Linked DNA regions of Homo sapiens: all the other regions are linked to region 1. The links are chromatin loops, found by intact Hi-C in ENCODE. Cell type or tissue: sigmoid colon. All regions are shown on one strand. Region 1 overlaps ROBO1 (roundabout guidance receptor 1). Region 2 overlaps ROBO1 (roundabout guidance receptor 1). Region 3 overlaps ROBO1 (roundabout guidance receptor 1).

Evidence for each region. Hi-C counts contacts between places; a loop is a spot of excess contacts. Peaks named below come from ENCODE experiments on the same cell type or tissue, not always from the same donor. Only the 100,000 strongest peaks of a DNase experiment are listed, where the experiment ranks them.
Region 2: it touches region 1 in a loop (4-fold over the local background); 3 of 110 quality-filtered maps call a loop at or near these places.
Region 3: a loop joins it to region 1, with 5 times the contacts of the local background. A loop is called at or near these places in 4 of 110 quality-filtered maps.

What each region holds. Positions count from the first base shown.
Region 1 is chr3:79,029,350-79,037,349 of GRCh38, reverse strand. The region is part of intron 3 of ROBO1 (roundabout guidance receptor 1); the gene reads left to right. Among named protein-coding and RNA genes, the nearest start is that of MIR3923, 470 kb to the left of the region's middle. In sigmoid colon, a CTCF peak has its summit at 4,427 (motif pointing right); no DNase peak of the experiment used is centred here.
Region 2 is chr3:79,494,672-79,502,671 of GRCh38, reverse strand. All of the region lies in intron 2 of ROBO1 (roundabout guidance receptor 1), which reads left to right. Among named protein-coding and RNA genes, the nearest start is that of MIR3923, 9.2 kb to the left of the region's middle. In sigmoid colon, a CTCF peak has its summit at 4,958 (motif pointing right); no DNase peak of the experiment used is centred here.
Region 3 is chr3:79,365,553-79,373,552 of GRCh38, reverse strand. All of the region lies in intron 2 of ROBO1 (roundabout guidance receptor 1), which reads left to right. Among named protein-coding and RNA genes, the nearest start is that of MIR3923, 140 kb to the left of the region's middle. In sigmoid colon, a CTCF peak has its summit at 3,964; no DNase peak of the experiment used is centred here.

The DNA.
Region 1 (8,000 bases):
TGAAATGGAAGAGGAATTATTTGAAATATAGGTAATAAGGCTGAAGAAATCATGGTATATTCATACAGAGAAGCCCTTGATGAGTGTCATTGTATTCTAACGAATACCTAGAATATTTAAGAAACACATTTGGTTAATTAAAATTAATTCTGAAAGCATCAATAAATTTTGTTTCAAAGGATAACAAATGAGAAAATATGTGAAATAGCCAACTGTGTCCACCCTATTTGCTAGTCTGCTTGAAATCTAGATGTGATCAGTTTCTCAACTTTGTTAGGTATTTGTTTTCATCCATAAGGTTTAATTTTCATTCCCATGAGAACTGAAAGAAATTTTATATATACTCTTTAGAGCCATCCTGTTAGGTTTCCTCAGAAACACGTCATCGATTTATAGACACAATTTGCTATGAGAACTCGAGAATCTGCAACATTTCTCTTTATGTGCTGCTCTGGAATCTAAAAATTCAATCCCACAGGACTTTTTAATCACTGAAAAGTTTTCACCCCTTGTGTGTTCAACTTTTCATATCCAGCATAGTGTAATGTGAGCCATACCCCAGATTCTGCCCTGGATAATTCAGTAATTCTTAACAGCTGACTTCAACTTAAAATATCGAATTTGAGGCACACAGAGACCTTCTTTACTTTGGGTCATTATAAAACTCCCAGTCAATATCTCTTTTTTTTTCCAGAAAGGAAGAATAAAGGAAACTGATAATTTTACTATGCTTGTATTCTTATGAACATATTGACATCATTATCTGATTTATATCTTAGTGATATAAAGTGTTTGTGGTTTTAATAAATTTGTGTAAGACCATCTACATAAAGATTCCTTCCAAAAGCAAGTATTTCTTTGGATATGAGACTTAAAAGATGTTTATATATGAAAGGCAGTATATATTCTACTCTGTCTGACACAATGTTAAAATTAAGGCAAGTTAATATTTAGCTCTTTCTGCCACAGAGAACCAGACCAGTGGTTATCAAGTGGAAAGGAAAAGATGAATAAATTCACATCACTTGCTTTTTATTTAAGGCAAAATTCATCCAAATAAAGATAAAATATACTGATTATATAAATGATCATTTATTTACAGACTTGTAAAGAAGAGAAAAGAAAGAGAAGATGAGGAAAATAAAAAGAGAAAAAGATTAACCTTTTTATGTTTATAAACATTTAGAAAGCGAGGTATAAGGACATAAACTTTGATATCTTGTTCTAGTTCTATAGAAAACTCCCATTAAGTTAGATTAATTTGTTAACCCATGTCAAAATTTGTTGCAATTTCTAAATATTGTGGTTATATTATAAAGAGATGAACATGTTGCCTCATCAATTTTAAAGAAGATATTTAATAAGTACATAAACAGATGGTTTTTTAAAATATTAATTATAAGTTAACATATCTCTAAATAACTTGAGATGCTTGAAAACTGTGGAGTCCTTTAGTTAAACACTTTTAATGGTCCCAGATAGTTTTGTTTGTGCAGTAAACAAGTTTTCGAGTTGTTTAACAAAAGCTAAATTTCAAGTTACTTCTTTTGGAAATTGGGGAATTTTCAATTAAAAGAATGATATGGTAATCTTTTTCTTATTAATGCTTTTTTTTTTTTTAGATAAAGTCTCGTACTGTTGCCCAGTTTGGAATGCAGTTGCACAGTCTTGGCTCACTGCAGCCTCAATCTTCCAGGTTCAAGTTCAAGTGATCCTCCCACCTTAGCCTCCAGAGTAGCTGGGACTAGAAACATTCACCACCACCATGCCCCACTAATTGTTTTTTTTGTTTTGTAGAGATGAGGTCTCACTATGTTGCTCAGGCTGGTCTTGAATTCCTGGCCTCGAGTGATCCTCCTGCCTGGGCCTCCCAAAGTGCCGGGATTGCAGGCATGAGCCACCTCACCCAGTTCTCATTATTCTTTCATGGATATCGTCAATAATTCAGTCAAGCCAGCTTTCTATTTTAACATTTCCATAGAAATTAACAAAGTAAGTTAGATCCGTAAAAGTGACAGACCTACCTGAGGGAGTTACTTATGAATAGCGCCTGCTGCCTACTGCAAAAATAGGAAAGTAAAACAATAGTTCTCATAAAAATTCTCCAAACGAAGAAATAGAAGAGACTTGACTTAAAAGTTGAAAAGAGCTTTAATTATTATTATAATACTCATTTTATATTTTTCAATAAAAATAAATATAAACATACTGAAAACATTTTAAATTTAGGAAAATAAAAATATATATTCCTCACACTAAGATACCAACGATTGCTATTTTGGTGTATTTCAACATAACTCTAGTAACTCTGTAAATATTGTATCTTTCTTATTTTTATTCTAAAAGTAACACATGCTGTAAAACTTAAATAGTATGGAAATATATACTTTAAAAATTACTGGTTTTATTGTCTGTTTCACCAACAAAGTTGATATATATTACACAAAATTGGGCTCACATATTCTAGGACATATATATTATTTTTTAATGTGGTATCCTGGATTTTATGTTATTGCTTCACAACTTCCTTCACCCAATAACACACAGGACACCTTTTTTGTCACTACCTATAAACTTATGTATTCCATTTTAATTACATAAAATGTAAGATTTAGATTGCTAATTTTATCCTAAGCAACTCATAAGTTTTCAAGTAGCTCCCAGTTATTATTTTTAATGACTGTAATATTCAATTTAATAACATACCATTGTTAAGTTCTTTGTTATTTTATTAGAAATTTAGACCTCTTCTAGTTTTATCCTCTTTATTCCCACGTTGTTTTAATACCACCATAGACATCTTTTACTATATATGAAATATTTCCTTAGCTTCCTAGAGTTGGAAATACTATATCAAAGGGCATGATCACTTTATAATTCTAATACAAATGGTTTCCCTCCTTCGTTCTTCACTCCCAGAGACTACAAAGGGTCATAAAAAGACCATGCACCAGAAGTCAGGCAGACCTGGCTTCTGACTAACAGGCCATCCTGTGTAAATGTGGAGACGTTTTTCATCTCTGTGAATCTCATTTTTCTATGTTCCTGAGTCTTAAGATACAAACTGTAAAAAATTCTGAGTATTAAATATGAATAACTGTAAAGGCAAAGGGCATCTTTTTAAACCTCACTTGTGAATTGGGAAGTAAAAAAATATGTTTACATCATTTTGTTATAATAATAGTATTTTCTAGGATGAAACTTTTTCCTCTGTTTATGGAGAACCAAAGGCCTCAAGAGATTTAAAGATTTGACTGAAAATACATTCTTGGAGAGTTTGAGATGTGAATACAATCTAGATCAGAGGTAGTTAGAGTAAATTATAAAGCACTATTTGCTCCAGAAATTTTTGAAAGGATTGACAGTTGTTTTGGCAGGGAAGCCATAGTGAAAAATTATGCTCCTGATTTGTAATAGACACTAGTTCTGAGGGTAGAATAAGAAGGTCGAGCCGGTGGGATAAAATCCTATTTCAAAGAACCATGGCTCGAGTTTTACAAATGCTCCAGAAAAAGCACTTTGAGAAATGAAGACCAGAGTATTTTAATATATATTGTAGCTGAGATGAACTATTGAAAATATAAAATAAATCACAAATTCAGAATACCAGTCAAGATTTTGAAAAAACAATGACAGCTTTGCTTTAAACTTTTAACCCAAGTGCATTTTAGAAAAACCAGCAAGGCCACCCTAATGATAAAGTCTGTATCTTCTGCCCTGGATGATAAGGATATTCTTTAGAAATCTTTTTGAAATAAATGTAATCAAGCATTAAAGCAGCATGTAGTGGTAAAATCAAACCAGGTGGATTAATTGCTGTATGCATTTTGTATTCCTTGGGGCATTATCACTTTTGTTTTCATTAAAGAATTTACACACCATTATATAACAATGTTGGTTTTCCTCAGTGATGTGTGAATCATATATAAAGAATGCTTCAACAGAGAATGAAAAATGTGAAATAAGTCACTCTAATTGGTAAATAACTCTTTAAATTTTATGTAAAAATGCTAAGAATATTCTTTCAACTAGGTAGAAGTATTACTTTAAAGAAATAAACACACTAGAGACATCATAATATTATAAAAATATTCCACAAATGTGCCAACAATTGGACCATACATATCTTGTTGGAAAATCCCCAGAATTCCTGGACAATTATGAGACTTGCAATTATCACTTTAAAATTATGTAATTGTATTATCTTGAATTAATGAGTGTTTAGGTTTATGTAAAATAATCAACTTTTCAGCTAATACAAAAACTAAAATCTTAGGAGTTTTGAAATTTGTGAGAATATTTTTTAAAATTCATGTTTTAATGTTCTACCACTCTAATATATTGTTTTATTATTTTGAGCTGTGTCATCTTCCATATTTAATTTTCTAAGGTCCCATCTAGTTAATGAACAGAAGTTTTTATTTCTCATTTTCCAGCCAGCAGAGGGCAATAGAGCATTGTGTACTAAACATCCTCAACCAATTGAAACATTTCATAGGGGAGGGATTTTCTGCTATGAACAGATAAGAACATAAATTAAAGAGACCTGCTATCAACTTCTATTTCAATAGGATGTGTATGTGTATGTGCACCCCTTGAGTTTTTGATTTATGTTTTTGATAATTTATTATGACTATAGTGAACTCATTATCTGAAATTAGTCCACGGGTACATGAATAAAAAACTAGGAAATAGCATAGTGGTAAATGTTATCCAATCTTTAGAGAACATTTCAAAAACTACAAATGTTTGTATTTTTCAAGAAGTTTCTATAGAGAGAGATTCTATTGCCATTTCATAAAGGGTAGTAAGTGAATTATCTGAGCTAAAAGAAAACTTCTCATCTTAAGTTTTTGCAAATAAATGGTTTACTGGTACTTACTTTAAGCATCCATTAGTATACCCATTCTAAACTTAATTTATTAAGTTAAATTTATTATATTATTTTTCATTTTTAAATCATTTTATGATGGACAAATGAAATCTATTTCTCAAAAACTATGTGGGATTTAGTATAATGTGCAATGGAAGAAAAATCTTGATAAAAATCTAATTTAAAGAACAATGTAATATTTTCTCTCAATGTTAAATTAGTTCTGAAGATATTATGTACCCTGTATTGTGTATTAAAAAATAATTTGCTCAATACATATCGTTGTTATAAGGTCAGGGAATGTCTGGACCTCCTAGCTTTAAACAACTATGATTCTTTCATTCTAGAAGCTATTGTTTCCCTCTCTTAAGCCTTATCTACACACAAATAGGTAAGCATTTAGAAAGCTCATTTCATGACACATAAGTATATACATTGAATATGTCCTTTTCATTTTTTTGGCTTCATACCCTATATAAGCCTGTGTGTCCATCTCACTATTGTTTAAGAGTATTGGGTTTTAAAAATACTATATTAATTGCAAACTCCCTAAATAAAATCAAATTGAATTATTTAGAAGAGTACTGTATGTAGAAGTGTTATAAATTGTGTTTATGGTTTTCTGAACAATCTTTTAAGCAACAATCTTTATATGACTTCCCTTATTAATTGAAAAAGTGTTCAGTTTTCTACTACTAACTATAAACTTAATCTTGAGCTTTCTTTTTCACGATGAAATCACAATAATAATAATCAATTAATGTTTGATGATTGCTAATTCCGTTACAAGCGCTTTATGTGTATTACTTGTTTCAATCCTTGCAAAACCCCTAGAAGGGGAGAACTATTATGCTCTTCACTTAATATAAAAAGAATAGGTGCTAGCGATATTAAGAAACTTACCCACCATCACCCAGCTAGTCAGTGACAGAGATGGACATTTGTATTCTTACCCACTTACACATTTTAGAAATGAACATTGTGCTTCGTTATTATTCTACATATGCACCTAAGCATTTTATTTTTCCTGCTCCAAAGAGCAAGTTTAAGTAAACTAACTTTTAAGTTGCCTGAGATATTCCTTTATCTTGTAGATCACTGGAAGAGGAATAATACATGTTATTCATGTGGTTTTTTTCCTGGAGAAATCTCAAAGTACACATATATATTCAATAATGACTAACAAGACACTGAAACATATCAATAGACTATATTTACTGTACTCATTCAAAGCCACATCCACACAAAAGCAAAATTTTGTTAGTTCTCATTTCATCATGTAAACTTGGGTAGCATTTAGAAATTATCACCATATAAATGTTTTGATTAACTCTCAATAGCTTACATCTAGCTAAGTGTCCATGCCGATTCAATGGTGCACTCTGCCTTACCATCACATATCACCTTTATTACCCTACTGAATTCAAGTATGCATGAAGGTAAATAACATATTGGGGCCGGGCATGGTGGCTCACGCCTGTAATCCCAGCACTTTGGGAGGCAGAGGCGGGTGGATCACCTGAGTTCAGGAGTTCAAGACTAGCCTGGCCAACATGGAGAAACCCCGTCTCTACTAAAAACACAAAAATTAGCTGGGTGTGGCAGTGCGTGCCTGTAATCCCAGCTACTTGGGAGGCTGAGGCAGGAGAATTGCTTGAACCCAGGAGGTGGAGGCTGCAGTGAGCTGAGGTTGCACCATTGCACTCCAGCCTGGTCGACAGAGTGAGACTCCATCTCAAAAAAATAAATAAATAACATATTGGAAAAAGATTGCCTCTTTATATAAAGCTCTAGATGACAACATATTAGAAGAATGTAATTGCATTTTCTTTATGAAGATGTATAAGCATTTAGTAATGCTTTGAAGATGTTTGTATAGAATTTTATAATAAATATTTACAGTACTCTCCCATATAGTAGGTACAGCATTGCTTGACTAATAACTTTAGAGCCTAACTGTACCCAAATCATAAGGTACATGCCCACCATCTTATATAATCCTTACATAAACCAAAACATTCCCCAGTGTATATTAAAGTTTAACTAGAGCAGAGTTACTCAGTCTAGATACTATTGACATTTTGGGCAAGCTTATTCTTTGTTGTGAGAGGGAGACTGTCCTATGCAATGGAAGATGTTTAGCAGTATCCCTTGCCTTAACACACCAGATGCCTATACCACCTTCTCACCACCTCCTCCACTCCTCTTCCCAGCTGTGACAACCACAAATGTCTCTGGACATTGCAGAATGTCAATGGGGAGGGATTACAGTAAGGGGGTAGAATCACCCCTAGTTGAAAATACTGAAATGGAGTAAACTTTTTAGCAATTGCCGGTTTCCATTAGGAAATGGATAGTTAGATGAAATGCCAAAAGCATGAATGCCCAGATATCTGCAATCTGCAAATAGACTTTCTTCTTGATCATACTTTTTGTCTAGCTAAGTGTTTTTCAAAACTTAGTATACTACACAAAATTGCCAACACAAAACAATGCTTAATGTACTTTGGGAAGAGAGAAAATACCATTGGTAAGCAAGTCATTACTTCCACTGTTGCGTTTACAAGATGTACAGAAGAGACAGGCTTAAGAGATATATTTTTACAGCAATTATTTGTGATCAGTGCTATGGAGAAATAGTCAATGTTGTTCTAGGATCATCACACAGAAATCTGATATGTAAAGAAAGGCTGAAAATGGCAGGTCTAGGTAGGCTTTCCTGAGGAAGAGACTTTGATCTGAAACTTAAAAGATAAATTGGAGTTACCCAGGGGAAGTATGGGCCAAATGGCAAATTCTTCAAACTGTGTTCTCGTGCTTTAATCACATAGCTTCTACCTTTAAAGCACATTTAATGATATTCTAGGAAATATACACGTCTAAAGAAACATCTCTGTATGCATTGCCAACTTTTAAGTTACTATTATTGGAAAATATTAAGGGGAGCAAGATCAGAGAATGTAGTGTAGTGGACAATGTGGTTTATTAATTAGACTTTGTCAAGTGTTCTCTACATTCCAGTATAAGTTAAAATAAACTGATAAATATTCACCATTATTTAAGACAGATGGGTTTTCCAGATAAATATCTGATTTTTTAAAGCGACAAAATTACTAATCTCAAAAAA
Region 2 (8,000 bases), 470 kb before region 1:
GCCTCACCCAGTGGATCTCGCATGGGGCGGCAGGTGGAGCTACCCGCCAGTCCCGCGCTGTGCGCCTGCACTCCTCAGCCCTTGGGCAGTGGATGGGACTGGGAGCTGTGGAGCAGGGGATGGCGCTCGTCTGGGAGGCTCAGGCCGTGCAGGAGCCCATGGCGGTGGGGAAGGGGCGGGGGGAGACTCAGGCATGGCGGGCTACAGGTCCCGAGCCCTGCCCCGCGGGGAGGCAGCTAAGGCCCGGCGAGAAATCGAGTACAGCAGCTGCTGGCCCAGGTGCTAAGCCCCTCACTGCCCGGGCGGCGGGGACAGCCATCTGCTCCAAGTGCGGCTCGCCGAGCCCCCGCCCACCCGGAACTCGCGCTGGCCCGCAAGCGCCGCGCGCAGCCCCGGTTCCCGCCCGCGCATCTCCCTCCACACCTCCCCGCAAGCTGAGGGAGCGGGCTCTGGCCTTGGCCCGCCCAGAAAGGGGCTCCCACAGTGCAGCGGCGGGCTGAAGGGTTCCTCAAGCGCGGCCAGAGTGGGCGCCAAGGCCGAGAAGGCGCGGATAACGAGTGAGGGCTGCGAGGGCTGCCAGCATGCTGTCACCTCTCACTTTGTATTCCTGTGGGCTTTGCTAGCCTCATTCCACTAAGGTAAGGAAAGGCCTAAGCTTTCTCTACACCGATATATGTTACAGTTAGAGCTATCTTACTCAAACGACTGTGTCCAGCCTTAGCTGTTAATCTCAGTATAGTGTTGTTAACAAAAACAATTCTACACATTTCCTGGACTAAAATAAAGAGGGACATTGTTCAATACAGTCAAAACTGATACTGGCCGTTATTCATAAGTGGAGATCACATGGCCTTGGAAGCATGTATGTTGATGGATTTAAGAATAATAGGAATTGGTTTGACATAGATTTGTTTTTTTAAAAAAAGCCTTTTGTGGATGTAATCATGGGATTACGAAGATTTCTTGCCTAACTTCAAAAATAATTTAATCAGTACAGGATAAAAAACTAATCTTTTAACTGAATTTGACAGATGCATGACAAAGTTTTTTCTGGTTTATTCTAAAAGCTTTGATAGCTAGGGAGGCAACCCTGTTGAAGAATTCTCTTTCACCTCAGTTTGATCTGCAGAGCTGCTCTCTCCACTGAAAGAATGAACAAATTGGCATAGAGACACTCATTTTCTAAGGGTCATCACCATTACTAGCTTTAGTAGTCATGGAATCACATTTGCATTTAATATTTTATTCCCTCAGAAGACATCAATGCCAAGAAATAGCTTTTTGCTCTGCTCTGTTCTGAAAGATGAAAAGCAGGGTCACTAGAACGGTGCCGGGTCAGTGAAAAAGTCATTGAGGTGGTGCTTCGTGAACTAGTTAAGAAAATAAAAATTCTGTAGGGCAGAGGTAGGCAAACATTGGCTAGACTTTGAGGACCATCCATTCTCTGTTACTACATCTCAAAAACCATAGAACAGCAACATTTTGAAAATAATACAGCCATAGTCAATAGATAAACAAATGAGTGTGATAGTTTTCCAATAAAAAATGACTTATAAAAAACAGGTGAAGGTCCACTCCATGGTTTGCCATACCCTGCCTTAGAGGTATGGTGTTGCCAAAACTTGACCAGCCAAGATCTTGCTAAATGTGTGAGTGAGTGGTGAGGGGTGTGGAAGGCTCATCTGAGGTGGAGGAGTGATGGTGGGGGAGGAAAGGGTGATGTGAGAGAGAGAGAGAGAAAGAGAGTTAGGTTATATTCTGAATATGCCAACGTAACAAAGCTGGTTTGACATTTCACATCACACCTTTATTGTGTTGCTAGGTCCCCCTTGCTAAAATGCATACGGTATTGGAATAGATGATATATTAGCCCTTTATCCCCCATTTAAATTTAGCCTCTCTGAAAAAGTGGTAAGTAGGCAAGTATGGAAAGCACCCAGAGCTTCTCAAGCTTATGTGACCATGTACTTCGCTAATATCATTCCTTTCTGTCCTCCTCAACTTGAAAATTGATTAATGAAAAAGGCGTTTCCTAGAGGTTGCTTTGAAGAGTAGACCTTGAATTCTCATTAGTAAAGAGGAGTCATCAGGTCTTCACGGACAGGATGATAGAGGGAGAAGCACGGTGACAGTCTTGCAAGGGCAGGTGCGTCACAGGAGCAATGAAAGAGGAAAACAAGAAAGACATCAACAACAATGGAGCTCAGCACCTCACTGAGGACAAATTAAAACTTGCGGCTGGGGCCAAGCCCGGTGGCTCACGCCTGTTATCCCAGCACTTTGGGAAGCCGAGGCAGGTGGATCACCTGAGGTCAGGAGTTCGAGACCAGCCTGGCCAACATGGTGAAACCCTGTCTCTACTAAAAATACAAAAAGTAGCCTGGCGTGGTGGCGCATGCCTGTAATCCCAGCTATTCCGGAGACTGAGACAGGAGAATCGCTTGAACCTGGAGGCGGAGGTTGCAGCGAGCTGAGATAGCACCATTGCACTCCAACCTGGGCGACAGAGCGAGACTTCTTCTCAAAAAAAAAAAAAAAAAAAAAAAAAAAAAGAGAAAACTTACTGCCGCATGGGATGGCTCACGACTGTAATCTCAGCACTTTGAGAGGCTGAGGTGGGTGGATCACCTGAGGTCGGGAGTTTGAAAGCAGCCTGACTAATACGGTGTAACCCCATCTCTAGTAAAAAATACAAAAATTACCCGGGCATACTGGCACACGCCTGCAATCCCAGCTACTCGGGAGACTGAGGCATGAGAATTGCTTGAACCAGGGAGGCGGAGGTTGCAGAGAGCCAAGATTGCGCCCCATCACTCTCGGGCAACAGATAAAATCAATCAATTAATTAATTAAATTAAAACTTGCCCAGTCATTGATCTTAATGAAGGTCTTAATAAAGATCTCCCAATCTCGGGAGATACTGGTAGCTACAAAAGCTGCCTCTTGTACCTAGTGTAAATTATCTGATATGTCCAATGACAAAACTCACATTACCATAACACAATATTTATTTTCTTATTCTGTTAATGTTTTAATTTTAAAAGAAGTTTCGAATCTTATTCTGTGTTTAATGATCTGCTTGTGGTCATTGTTTTGAAGGAATAAGGGAAAAATTGAATAAGGGGAAAGGTTGTGATTGTTTAATCCATAGACAGTATATACCACAATGTAAAATATGAAATTGAAATATTTATAAGAAATAACAAAAATAGCCTACAGGTTGGACTAATTGTCTTATGTATTATTTTAGCTCATTTAGCTTTAGTTTGCTTTACAGATGTATTTAGCATTCTTTAAATAGCCTAGGACTATTTTTAATTACTTTATAATTTCTGATAGACTTAGCCAGCTTAAATTGTTTTTAAAGACTGGTTTTGGGCCGGGCGCGGTGGCTCAAGGCTGTAATACCAGCACTTTGGGAGGCCAAGGTGGGTGGATCACCTGAGGTCGGGAGTTCGAGACCAGCCTGGCCAACATGGCGAAACCCCGTCTCTACTAACAATTCAAAAATTAGCTGAGCGTGGTGGTGCGTGCCTGTAATCTCAGGTACTCAGGAGGCTGAGGCAAGAGAATCCCTTGAACCGGAGAGGCAGAGGTTGCAGTGAGCTGAGATTTCGCCATTGCACTCCAGCCTGGGCGACAAAAGCAAAATTCCATCACATACACAAAAGTTAATAAAAATTTAAAAAATTAAAGAATGGTTTTGAAATGTAAGCATTTGTTAATGAGTAAACAAGGGATATAGTTGACTAAATATTCATTTTATAATTTTTCATATGGTAAGTGGAATCACAAATCTTTTTTTTTTCTTTTTTTCTGAGGCAAAGGTGAAATTTCGCTCTTGTTGCCCAGGCTGGAGCACAATGGCTCAATCACTGCAACCTCTGCCTCCCGGGTTCAAGTGATTCTCCTGCCTCAGCCTCCCGAGTAGCTGGGATTACAGGCGCCCACCTCCACACCTGGCTAATTTTTGTATATTTAGTAGAGACGGGGTTTCACCACGTTGAGCAGGCTGGTCTTGAACTTCTGACCTCAGGTAATCCACCTGCCTCGGCCTCCCAAAGTGCTGGGATTACAGGCGTGAGCCACCGTGCCCGGCCACAAATCATATTTTTTATACTATTAGTTGCGCTACCATATTTTTAAACTGTTTTTTAGGACAAGGTATACTGTCGAATTACAGAAATAAGATTCTCATCTTAAACCTATATATGCTTAAATTAGGTATTGTAAAAGATAAGCAACAGTAATATTAAAGTAAGAATCAACAAATGATGCAAACTGTTGAATTTATAATAACATAGTTTTAAGTGCCTACCGTAAATAGAATATATTTTGTATTTTGTACAATATCATGCATTCACACCTCTTCCATATGGCGGTATAAATTAGGAAAATCGATCTACATCAATATGTATTGAAATTATAAAATAAAAAATAACAGATATAATACAATAAAATGTTTTCTTTGAAAAGCAAATCAAAAGATGACAAAAATGCTTTTGAAAAATTATTTTTTCATATTTCTGTGAACACTGGTTCTTATTTGTTGATAGTAAAAGCTTTTCAAATTATCGTTTTTCATAAAATACTGTGTTGGTCATTCTAATTGTAGAGAGATGAGATTCGATGATAGTTTCATACAATCAGGTTAGGTAACATTGCTCAGCAAAAATTCGAAGCAAATAAAATTATATTCCTGAGCTATTTATTATTTCTACTATTCTTGTTATATGATTATATGACTAACAACACCTTCTTGGCCTTTAATGGCTATGAGACACTTTATTTTTATTTTCAAATTTTTGATTTTTAAAAATACCAAACCTATCAACTACAACAAATTAATTGAAAAGATTTTATAGTACTTACCGTTTTAAAAGAAAAATATTAATTTGTTTTTAAAATTGTAATAGTAAACTGAATTGCACATATTGAAAGCACCAAAATATAATTCAACTGCCTATCTTTAAAGTTCCACTAGAGGGCAACATGTGCCAAGATTTTTGTCCCTTCGCAGTTTCAAGGGGGATAATCAAATTTTAATCTTTTTTCATCAATAAATGTCATTTACTTAATATTTAGCATCGGTCAGCATTAATTGTTATTTTTATGATGCACATGTGGTTCTTCGTGAATATTGTCTCACTTATAAAAGATAATATTGTGAATGTTGCTCTGATTTCAATTAATCAATACTTTTCCAGTTACCATAATTACAAGAAGACAAAACACAAAACAAAAAAGATATTATTTTATATGTAATGAGTTTTTAAATCAAATAATTTCATATGTGTTTTAAAGTATAAATATGTTAAGGAGTTACAGGTTAACGAAAAATAAAATAAAAAATCTTGGGAGATGTTGGTAGTAAATTTGAAATTCAGTTTTGACAAAATAAAAGCATTTGTTCATTACACATTCTCAGAGACCATTTTAAAAAGAAAAACTGGTTAAATAATGTGTATCAGACGAACAATTCTCAATCTTTTCTGAGAAATAGAATCTGCTTGAAACTTGCAGCATCGCCATTTTCTTTAAGTCTTTCCAAGCAACATCACCCTAACTACAGCCTGTCCTCTCTTACCTTCTGCTTCTCCTCAGATTCTTTAATATTTACACTTTAAAAAAATCTAAATATGAGTAGTTGTCCCTGAGACAGCGATGTTAGAGAGAGCATAATGTTTTATCTTCTTTTGTTTGCAAATAACTTTTTCTTAAGAGAGCAAAGCAACATTGACAGGTTGGGAAGAGATAAACAACCAGTTTTGGAAAATGATAATGTACATTTTAATGCAATCATATTTAGAAACAATGATTTACATATGTGATAGTATACTTTAATTCCCTATGACAGATATTATACAGTAATGGACATAATTGTCACCTATTGCAATGAAATAGTAACATTTTCTCCATAATTTTTACTGAGTTAATAATATTACATTTAAAGGCTATTTTGATAGGTATAAAAATGATGGGTGCGGCCGGGCGCGGTGGCTCACGCCTGTAATCCCAGCACTTTGGGAGGCCGAGGCGGGTGGATCATGAGGTCAGGAGATCGAGACCATCCTGGCTAACAAGGTGAAACCCCGTCTCTACTAAAAAAAAATACAAAAAATTAGCCGGGCGCGGTGGCGGGCGCCTGTAGTCCCAGCTACTCGGGAGGCTGAGGCAGGAGAATGGCGTGAACCCGGGAAGCGGAGCTTGCAGTGAGCCGAGATTGCGCCACTGCAGTCCGCAGTCCGGCCTGGGCGACAGAGCGAGACTCCGTCTCAAAAAAAGATGGGTGCGCAGCATTATACCAAAAATGTAACCAGCAAAGATTTGTTTTTTTTTATTGTCAAATCACAATCCAGATAAACTATCGTTTTTACTTACATATTATATACATAGAAAGAATATACCTGTAAGAGGTTTTAAGTGCTTTACGAGTCTTTTTTTTTTTTTTTTTTTTTTGAGACAGAGTCTTGCTCTGTCACCTAGTTTGGAGTGCATTGGTGTGATCTTGGCTCACTGCAACCTCCAACTCCCAGGTTCAAGATATTCTCACTCCTCATCCTCCCAAGTAGCTGAGATTCCAGGCACGTACCACCACACCTGGCTAATATTTGTATTTTTAGTAGAGACGGGGTTTCACCATGTTGGCCAGGCTGGTCTCCAACTCCTAAACTCAGGTGATCCACCCGCCTTGGCCTCCCAAAGTGCTGGTATTACAGGTGTAAGCCACTGTGCCTGGCCTACCTATGTCATTTTTTAACATTCCTATTTCCCTACGCAATAAGTGCTATTATTTTATCTCCATTCATAAGTGAGGAAACTGAGGTATTGATGTTAGCGAAATAGATATTGATGTTAGCAAAACAGAAAATTAGAAGAATATATTGATTTATAAACTGAGATATAAGGAAAAAGAGATACAGAAAGAAATGTTCATTTTCAATAGTACTTCTAAAATTAATATATAAGATTATGAAGAAGTTTTGGAAAGTATCATTTTAACCGCATGTATCAAAGTTAGATAATATCAACTCTCAACAATGAATGGCAGAAATCAGCACCCTTCCACATAACACTTCCCCCTTATGTCTTAATTATATTAGTTTTATAAATATTTTAATGTCAAAGTTTAAGACTTTCCATTTAATTCTGTAACCATAATCCATATGGTTGCTTAGCCTTAGATATGTATTTAAATAGATCTTTTTCAGGATGTCATTTTTGAAACATTTATTTTCATTTCTGGGTTTTTTTATGTATTTCAAAAATGTTCTTTTCAAGAAGGAATTACATATTCCCCAAGTATTCTTGTGACTCTTGTCTATTATTTTTATACTTTGAAGCCAATTGTCAGAGTACACTTTGAATTACTGTTGTTATTGTTCGCCCCTCTTTATGTGATTGTTACTCTGGAGAATTCTGATAGGTAAGAATTGCCCTCTTGAATGAGATCTGCTCTTTCTTTGTCCCAATTACCATATGATTATTTATTAAATTACATTTATTTGTTCAAAAATGCTTATTAAATACTCATCTACTAAATATAGTATCTAGAGATATAATCATGCTTTTAAAAATCTGGCTTTCAGAGTATACATTCTAATCAGGGTAAGAGGCAATAAACAAATTATCTATCTATCTATCTATCTACCTATCTGTCAATCTATCTATGTCAGATGGTGATCCATTCTTTAGAGGAAAGTAAAACAAAGTGTAGAAATATTGGATTAGGTGTAAGCGCTGATGCATTTTCAGGTAGGATCATTATCGGAAGCCTCCCTATTAGGGGTCATATGGATAAATTAGTCTTGAGAATATCTGACTCAGTGATCATTTTGCATCAGTTTTTCCTGCAGTAACTGTTTCTTTTCAACTTGTGGATTCAAATACTCATTTAATATTTTTTTCTGTTATATCTTGAAATTGTTTTCTATTCGTTCTTCATTTTGTACACTTTTTTTGTGGAAACCAATTATGTTAATGCCAAAAGTGCTTTCTTT
Region 3 (8,000 bases), 340 kb before region 1:
TTCAGTTTTTCTGTGTGTATCTGAGGAGCACAGCTTGTTGACTAGCTATGCTTGCTAGGTGTGATAATAGAGAAACATTTGTGAAGTGTTAGCCCCATTTTATTGAAGCTGTTTAGAATTAGGGCAGTCTTCAAAGTCTTGTAAAAGAGATTAATACATTAGTTCATCTGCTGCATACATTCTGGGTCAGAAATAAGGCAAAGTGAAGGAATAATGGGTAGACAAGGAACCCCCTCAAGAGACACACAGATTACACATAAGGAAAAAAAAAACGTGTTTTACATATTAACAATGAAATAGATACTTCAAGCATGAAATACATTTAAGTAGACATCATTAGCTTTACTTCTTGGTAGTTACAAATATGGAACAGATTTTTAAATGAAAGTGTTAGAACTTGTATTTTAAGTAAACCTAAAGCTTAGTATCAAACACAACTGCAGCCTCTGTCTACTCTAGCTGCTGTAACAAAATACCACAGATTGGGTCGTTTCAAAAATAAAGAAGTCATCAGTAAACAGAAATGTGTTTTCTGGTTCACTATTTGTGTGATGTGTTCAACAGAAACCCAAACCCCAGTATTACCTGATAAACCCATATAACAAACCTGCGCATGTACCCCCGAAACTAAAATAAAAAATGTAAAAGAAGATAAAAAAAAAAATACTAGTTTTTACAACATGCTAATATACCATCTATATTTTAGTATACAATGCTTCTATAGACTATGTTTTACATGTTATATGATATGCTATAGCTAACACATTAATATACTCAAATAATGAAAAAAAAATGTATTTTCTCACAGTTCTGGAAACTGGAGAGTCCAAGATCAAGATGCTGGTAAATTCAGTTTTTGGTGAAAGCATTCTTCCTGGCTTGTGGATGGCCAGCTTCTCACCTTCTGACTATGTGTTCACATGACTTCTTTTGTGTGTGTATGTATTTTTCTGAGGGGTAGGGGGGAAGGCAGAGAAAGAGAGAGAGAGAGCACGTGAGCATTCAAGCCAGCACTCCCACATCTCTCCTTATAAGAATGCTAGAGGCCAGGCGCAGTGGCTCACTCCTGTAATCCCAGCACTTTGGGAGGCCAAGGCGGGCAGATCACGAGATCAAGAGATTGAGACTATCCTGGTCAACATGGTGAAACCCCATCTCTACTAAAAATACAAAAAAATTAGCTGGGTGTGGTGGCACATCCACCTGTAATCCCAGCTACTCGGGAGGCTGAGGCAGGAGAATCGCTTGAACCCGGGAGGCGGAGGTTGCAGTGAACTGAGATCGTGCTCCTGCACTCCAGCCTTACAACAAAGCAAGAGTCTGTCTCAAAAAAAGAAAAAAAAAAAAAAGAATGCTAGAACAGGGGTCCCCAACACCCTGGCTGTGGACTGGTGCCAATCCATGGATTGTTAAGAACCAGACCGCATAGCAGGAGATAAGTGGCAGGTGACAGGTGAATCAGCATTACCCACTGAGCTCTGCCTCCTGTCAGATCAGCTGCGGCACTAGATTCTCATAGGAGCACAAACCCTATTGTGAACTGCACATGTAAGGGATCTAGGTTGCCTGCTCCCTATGAGAATCTAATGCCTGATGATCTGAGGTGGAACAGTTTCATCCCAAAACCATCCCCCACAAGTTGGTGGAAAAATTGTCTTCCAAGAAACTGGTCCCTGGTGCCTAAAAGGTTAGGGACCACTGCACTAGAACATTAATCCTATCAGATGAGGGCACCACCCTTATAAATCCATTTAACTTTAATTGTTTCCTTAGAGGCCAGATCTCCAAATTCTGCCTCCTTGGAGATTAGAGATTCACTGCACAAATTCAGGGGACACAAATATTCAGTCCATTAACAGTCTCAAAATACATTATTTTGTTCTCACATACTTTCTTCATCCTCAATGTTTATATATTACCCTCCGCACTTTATATTCCTTCAAGAACCATTTTTTTTTGCATGTTTACATGTGCATTTTGGTATTCTGTGTCTTTACGTAAATTCAAAATTTCCTCAGCCAGTTTTATATTTTCTATGAATAACCTGGCTTGCCTTATCTTCTGTTTCTGTTGTGCATCACTTTCCATCTACTACGTAAATGGAATATAACTACACATTACCTTCATTTCTTTTACCGGTTTCTAAATTTTCTAAAGGGTCCATTATCTTATATTTATTTGAAACTTTAAATTCTGTCTTCTGGAAATAGGTATTCAAATATGTTTCCAGAAGCTATATCTGGCAGGTTGATTAAATATTAATATCTAGTTCAACCATTGTGGAAGACAGTGTGTCAATTCCTCCAGGGTCCAGAACCAGAGACACCATTTGACCCAGTAATCTCGTTACTGGTTATACACCCAAAGGGTTATAAATCATTTTACTATAAAGACACACGCACACATATGTTTATTGCAACACTATTTACTATAGCAAAGACGTGGAACCAACCCAAATGCCCATCAATAATAGACTAGATAAAGAAAATGTGGCAATATACACCATGGAATACTGTGCAGCCATAAAAAGAGAATGAGTTCATGTCCTTTGCAGGGACATGGATGGAGCTGGAAACCATCCTTCTCAGCAAACTAACCCAGGAACAGAAAACCAAACACCACATGTTCTCACTCATAAGTGGGAGTTGAACAGTGACAACACATGGACACAGGGAGGGGAACATCACACACTGGGACCAGTCAGGGGGTGGGGGGCAAGGGGAGAGAGAGCATTAGGACAAATATGTAATGCATGCAGGGCTTAAAACCTAGATGATGGGGTGGTAGGTGTAGCAAACCACCATGACACATGTATATATCTATGTAACAAACCTGCACATTCTGCACATTTAGCCCAGAACTTAAATAATATATATATAATACATTATTATAGATAACATTTTTATATATATATATAACTTACATCATAACACCCTGTTGAAGAAGTAAAGAAGTCGAAAAGGAATTAGGGTAGTACAAGACATGAATATCAATCCCAGGGTTCCCATGTTGTGGACGGATGACCATGGGCTGGTCATTGAGCCTACTGAGTTTGTATTTGCATATCAGAAACACACGGATGTTGTATAATAATTGTCTTACCCATGCATAGGGTTTTGTGAATATAAAGGGAGAATATATATGGAGAATAACATGAAAAAGTTAGTTGTGTTTTAAAGGAACTTTTTTTTTTACTTGAGACATGTTCTCACTGTCACCCAGGCTGGAGTACAGGGGGGCCATCTCAGTTTACTGCAACCTCCGCCTCCCAGGCTCAAGCCATTCTCCCACCTCAGCCTCCCTAGTCACTAGGACTACAGGCACATGCCCACTCCTGGCTTTTTTTTTTTTCCAATTTTTAATAGAGACGAGGTTTCACCATGTTGCCCAGGCTGGTCTCGAACTCCTGGGCACAAGTGATTGACACTCCTCAGCTTCCCAAAGTGCTGGGATTACAGTCATGAGCCACTGCCCAAAGAGACTATTAAACATCAGGTTTTATAAAGTTATTTTCCTTTTCTTCAAAAGAAATGTAAACATGGAAAATACAGAATATAAACTTCTATGTGTTCAAAATATTAAGCATGGCAGGGTTATCTCTCACTTCTATCAGGTCTTAAAATGTTTCTCTTATGTCTTTATATTTTTGTCAGACTTTCAAGTTAGTAACTACTTGCAAAAGTTTTAGAACTGCAAATTTATTAGATTATTATTCTTGAAGGAATCAGTTTTACTTGAACGTACTTAAGGCCAGTAAGTAGCATACTTTCTTCTTATTGCAATAATCTTTCCTCTCTGCAATGGCATAATGTTAGAATTAGACCAGAAATCTGCTCATTCACTTGGGACTAAAGATCAAAAGAAAAAAAAAAAAGAAAGAAGCCTCTTTAAAATTTGCAAGTAAAGGGATCATGAAACTGTACACATGTTGGTCCAGCAAAATCTAACCTTTCAATAAGAGACTCTCTGAGAAGTTTGCTCTCTTACCCACAGAGGGCAGACCTATGTAGCAAATAGAAAATGGGTGTTTTCTCATTGTACTTGCTAAAATCAATATGAAGGATGATTATTTAAGCTCCCTTCATGAGAATTACATAAGGTTAGAACAAGAGTGTAGTTAGGAAGGAGAAGAAGACAGTTTTATAGCTGACTTTTCCCAAACTGTGTAAAGGAAGTTGCTTGTGTAAATTAGCCAAAGGGATTTTACACATGGAACTTATTCGAGTTGTGCCCATGTTTATTTTTTCCACAGGAGGGATTTAGATTTCTATGTGATTAGCAGATTGGCTACAGCTTGCTGAATTTTAAAGCAGGAAGAAGGAAAAAGACAGTATCTCTCTGGATTGAGTTTTGTGGCTCTCTCTGTCTTAAAATTCACCAGTCCTACTGGTTTAAGATTGTTCATTTTGATGATGTATACACAAAACAATATTTTCTCATTTTTTTCCCACTATTTAGATTGCCCCATAAGCTGTAGAAGCTGACTTTTGTGAATGTTATCATATGAACTGACAGGATAGTTGAAGGTACTGGTTATGCACAATAAGTGTTTCTTTGCAAATTTGTGCATACCTTAAACATTTATTAATCAAATCAGATTTAAAATGCACTAATGAGCAGGTGTTACTTAAAGAATTGCTGCTGTAAATTTTATTGAAAAACTCTTTCATCATGTAAAAACAATCAGGATTTTGATCTGTTGGGGGTATCTAAGTACCTAAAAGCAGGTCCCGCCTGCATTTAATTTCTTTCTGAGAGACAGAAGAGCAAAAAAGGTGCAAGCGGATTTAAGGATCCACAGTCAGAGCAGGTAGTTTAAACTATACTCTAAAACAGTAGAATGTGGGAGAGGAAGGAGCAGCAGCAGGGTGAGACAAGCTAAAGAAGGTGCCTGAGGGAAGAACGTGAAGTGGATGTTTGTAGCAACAGAACAAGTTCCTGTGGTTAGGGAAAGTCTGGTTCTCAGGCATAATAGCCTCACACCTGGCAGAATTTTAGGAGGTTGTTTTGTAGTACCTAACAGCTCAGAGCTGGGAGCTCTGAGCTCCCAGAAAACTTCCTCACCACCCCTTGGGCTGGTCCCTGAGCCCACTGAGTTGCTGTTTCTGTGGGTTGCAGGCAGTCTACTCTCTTTTAATGCGCAGATGGTAGTAATAGCATCAATTAGTTGCATAGTAGTTTGCAGTTATTTTTAGAAAATTATTTTCCATGCAGTCTCTCTTGTGATCTAAACAAAGGGTCTCTAGGACTCTAGCATGAATGAATTTATCAGGCAACTGTAAAAAACACTATCTGGTTGTGGCAAAAGAAAGGCAAAGGAGGTCATACGCAGTGGCTCACGCCTGTAATCCCAACACTTTGGGAGGCCGAGGTGAGCGGATCATTTGAGGCCAGTTGTTTAAGACCAGCCTGGCCAACACAATGAAATCCTGTCTCTACTATAATTAGCCAGGTGTGGTGGCACGCACCTGTAGTCCCAGCTGCTTGGGAGGCTGAGGCACCAGACTGGCTTGAACCCAGGAGGCGGAGGTTGCAGTGAGCGGAGATCATACCACTGCATTCCTGCCTGGGTGACAGAGTGAGACTCTGCCTCAAAACAAAACAAACAAAAAAACCTACCTATTATTCATTCATCACTCATTCATTCACTCAGCATTCTCTGTGTGTAAGCAGTATGCTAGGCACAAAACAAGCACGATCCCTGTATATCTTCATGAAATGTATGGCTTAATAAAGGAAAATGATATTAAGCTACGAAACTCGTAATACTTAATTACAAATTGTGAGAAAAGTGAAAAATGCTGTTCAGGGCCCCTGAATAAGCAATGATTTAATCTGAGAACTCAGGAGTAATATGTACTTTCTATGTGCTGAAACTGATAATAGGGAGGTACTATTATTATTCACATTTATTGTCTATTATAATCATCCATGTTTTATAGATGGAAAAATCAAGAGGTTGAAAGGTTGAATGACTGTCTGAAACACATTTTAACGAACGATGGGTAGACAGTAGTCAGGCAAACTGTGTGGGGGATCTTCTAAGCAGAGAAATCTGAATATAATCTTCCAATTCAGTCTTGCATAGATCTTTTGGACCCTTGAGCAGTATAAAATATCAGAGTCAGCATTGCTGCTCTTTATATTATTGGTGATAAGCTTCAGGGAATTCTAACTGCAGAAATTGTCTGAAAATGAGATTAATATCAGAAAGGAATTGTTGTAGGTGGCCCCTGAGCCAGTGGTCACTTGAAAGCTGGAAATTCCCTGATTCCATTCAAACTGAGTCAGTCTCTAACTCCTTCTGATAGAGACCAAGGACAGTGAGTCAAGAGAAAAAAAAAATAACATACTATGTATGACACTTCCTGCATGTAAGATGTTTTAATTGTGTTCAGCTATTTAGGATAATTACACCTAATCACATAATTCCTGTAATTGGTGAAGTGACATAATTTAGATGTTTAACAAGAAATGTAGATTAAATAATTATAATGTATAGCTGCAATTTATGGATAATGATGGGCAGATTTTAAACTTTACAAAATAGTGTAATTTGAGCTTTCATGGAAATGTGCCTCACCATTTCTGTTTCCTATTTCTGACCAAGTGCAATAGCTCTGAAAGCTATATAATGTAAACTTAAGAGCTTCCCCCTGTTTCTAAGACATCCTTAATATAGAATATTCTTAAGAGACTAATGTGGTTTTAGCCTTTTAGCAGGAATCTAATATGAACTGAACTACCTTACAAGGAATTTAGGATTCCAGCTGTTTCTTCAGGGAAGTGAACGTCGAGAGGATTGAAAACTCGGCAAACATCATTGGCAAATGTGACCCTGGAACTCTCGTTCATGTGTTAATTAAATCATTGAACAAATATTTATTGGTGGCCGTTATGTGCCCTGTGTTGTGCCGGCCAAGTGCTGGGCATTCTATTTGGAGTTGCGTCCAAGAGAGCCAAGAAAAGAGAGGCGATGAGTAAGGAGGGCATATAAAACATTGCTCTCTTGCCAAGAGAGCACTAAGATAAGGGACTTTTAACATGGAGCTGAAGTTGTGAATTTTATGAGGACTTGCAGTAGAGTGGTGAATGTCAAAGTCAGAAAGAGGAGGCTGGAAACAGGGTTAGAGGTGAAGAGTACATTTCTTTTAAGTAGTTTCATGGTGAATCAGAAGAATGAAGTCAGACAAGAATACAAAATGGAGGCATTGAGTTTAAGAAAAACTATTGCCCTCCCATACTCCCAATGAATAGGCTTCCTTGAATCCTGTTAGGAAGAGTAATAAACAGCAAAACTTTGTCAAATCTTTCATGCCAAAATTTTCCTCATCCATTATTCGATCACCCTAATCATGTGAGGTATGTGCTATTATTATTCCCATTGTACAGGTAAGAAAACTGAGGTTTAGAGGGCAGTATCTTGCCCCCACTTGCTAAGTCTTAATACTAAGACTAGTAAAGAACTCCAGGTCTGCCTGACTCTGGAGTCAGCATCTCTGTAGGAAGGCTTTGTATAGGTAGAATTAAACATACAAGGATGAGAGTGCATAACCAAAAACTCCCTGTCCTGAGAAGTCTGGAAGAGATGTAACCCAATGGAAAAGTGGAGGGAGAAGCCTCAGTGAAAAGTAGTACTCTTTTTTTTTTTTTTTTGAGACGGAGTCTTGCTGTGTCGCCCAGGCTGGAGTGCAGTGGCGCGATCTCGGCTCACTGCAAGCTCCGCCTCCTGGGTTCACGCCATTCTCCTGCCTCAGCCTCCCGAGTAGCTGGGACTACAGGCACCCGCCACCACGCCCGGATAATTTTTTGTATTTTTAGTAGAGACGGGGTTTCACCGTGTTAGCCAGGATGGTCTCGATCTCCTGACCTCGTGATCCGCCCGCCTCGGCCTCCCAAAGTGCTGGGATTACAGGCTTAAGCCACCGTGCCCGGCCCTGGGAAAGTAGTACCGTTTTAACACGGAGAGTTAAAAATAGAAGTGCAGCTGCAAGTTGATA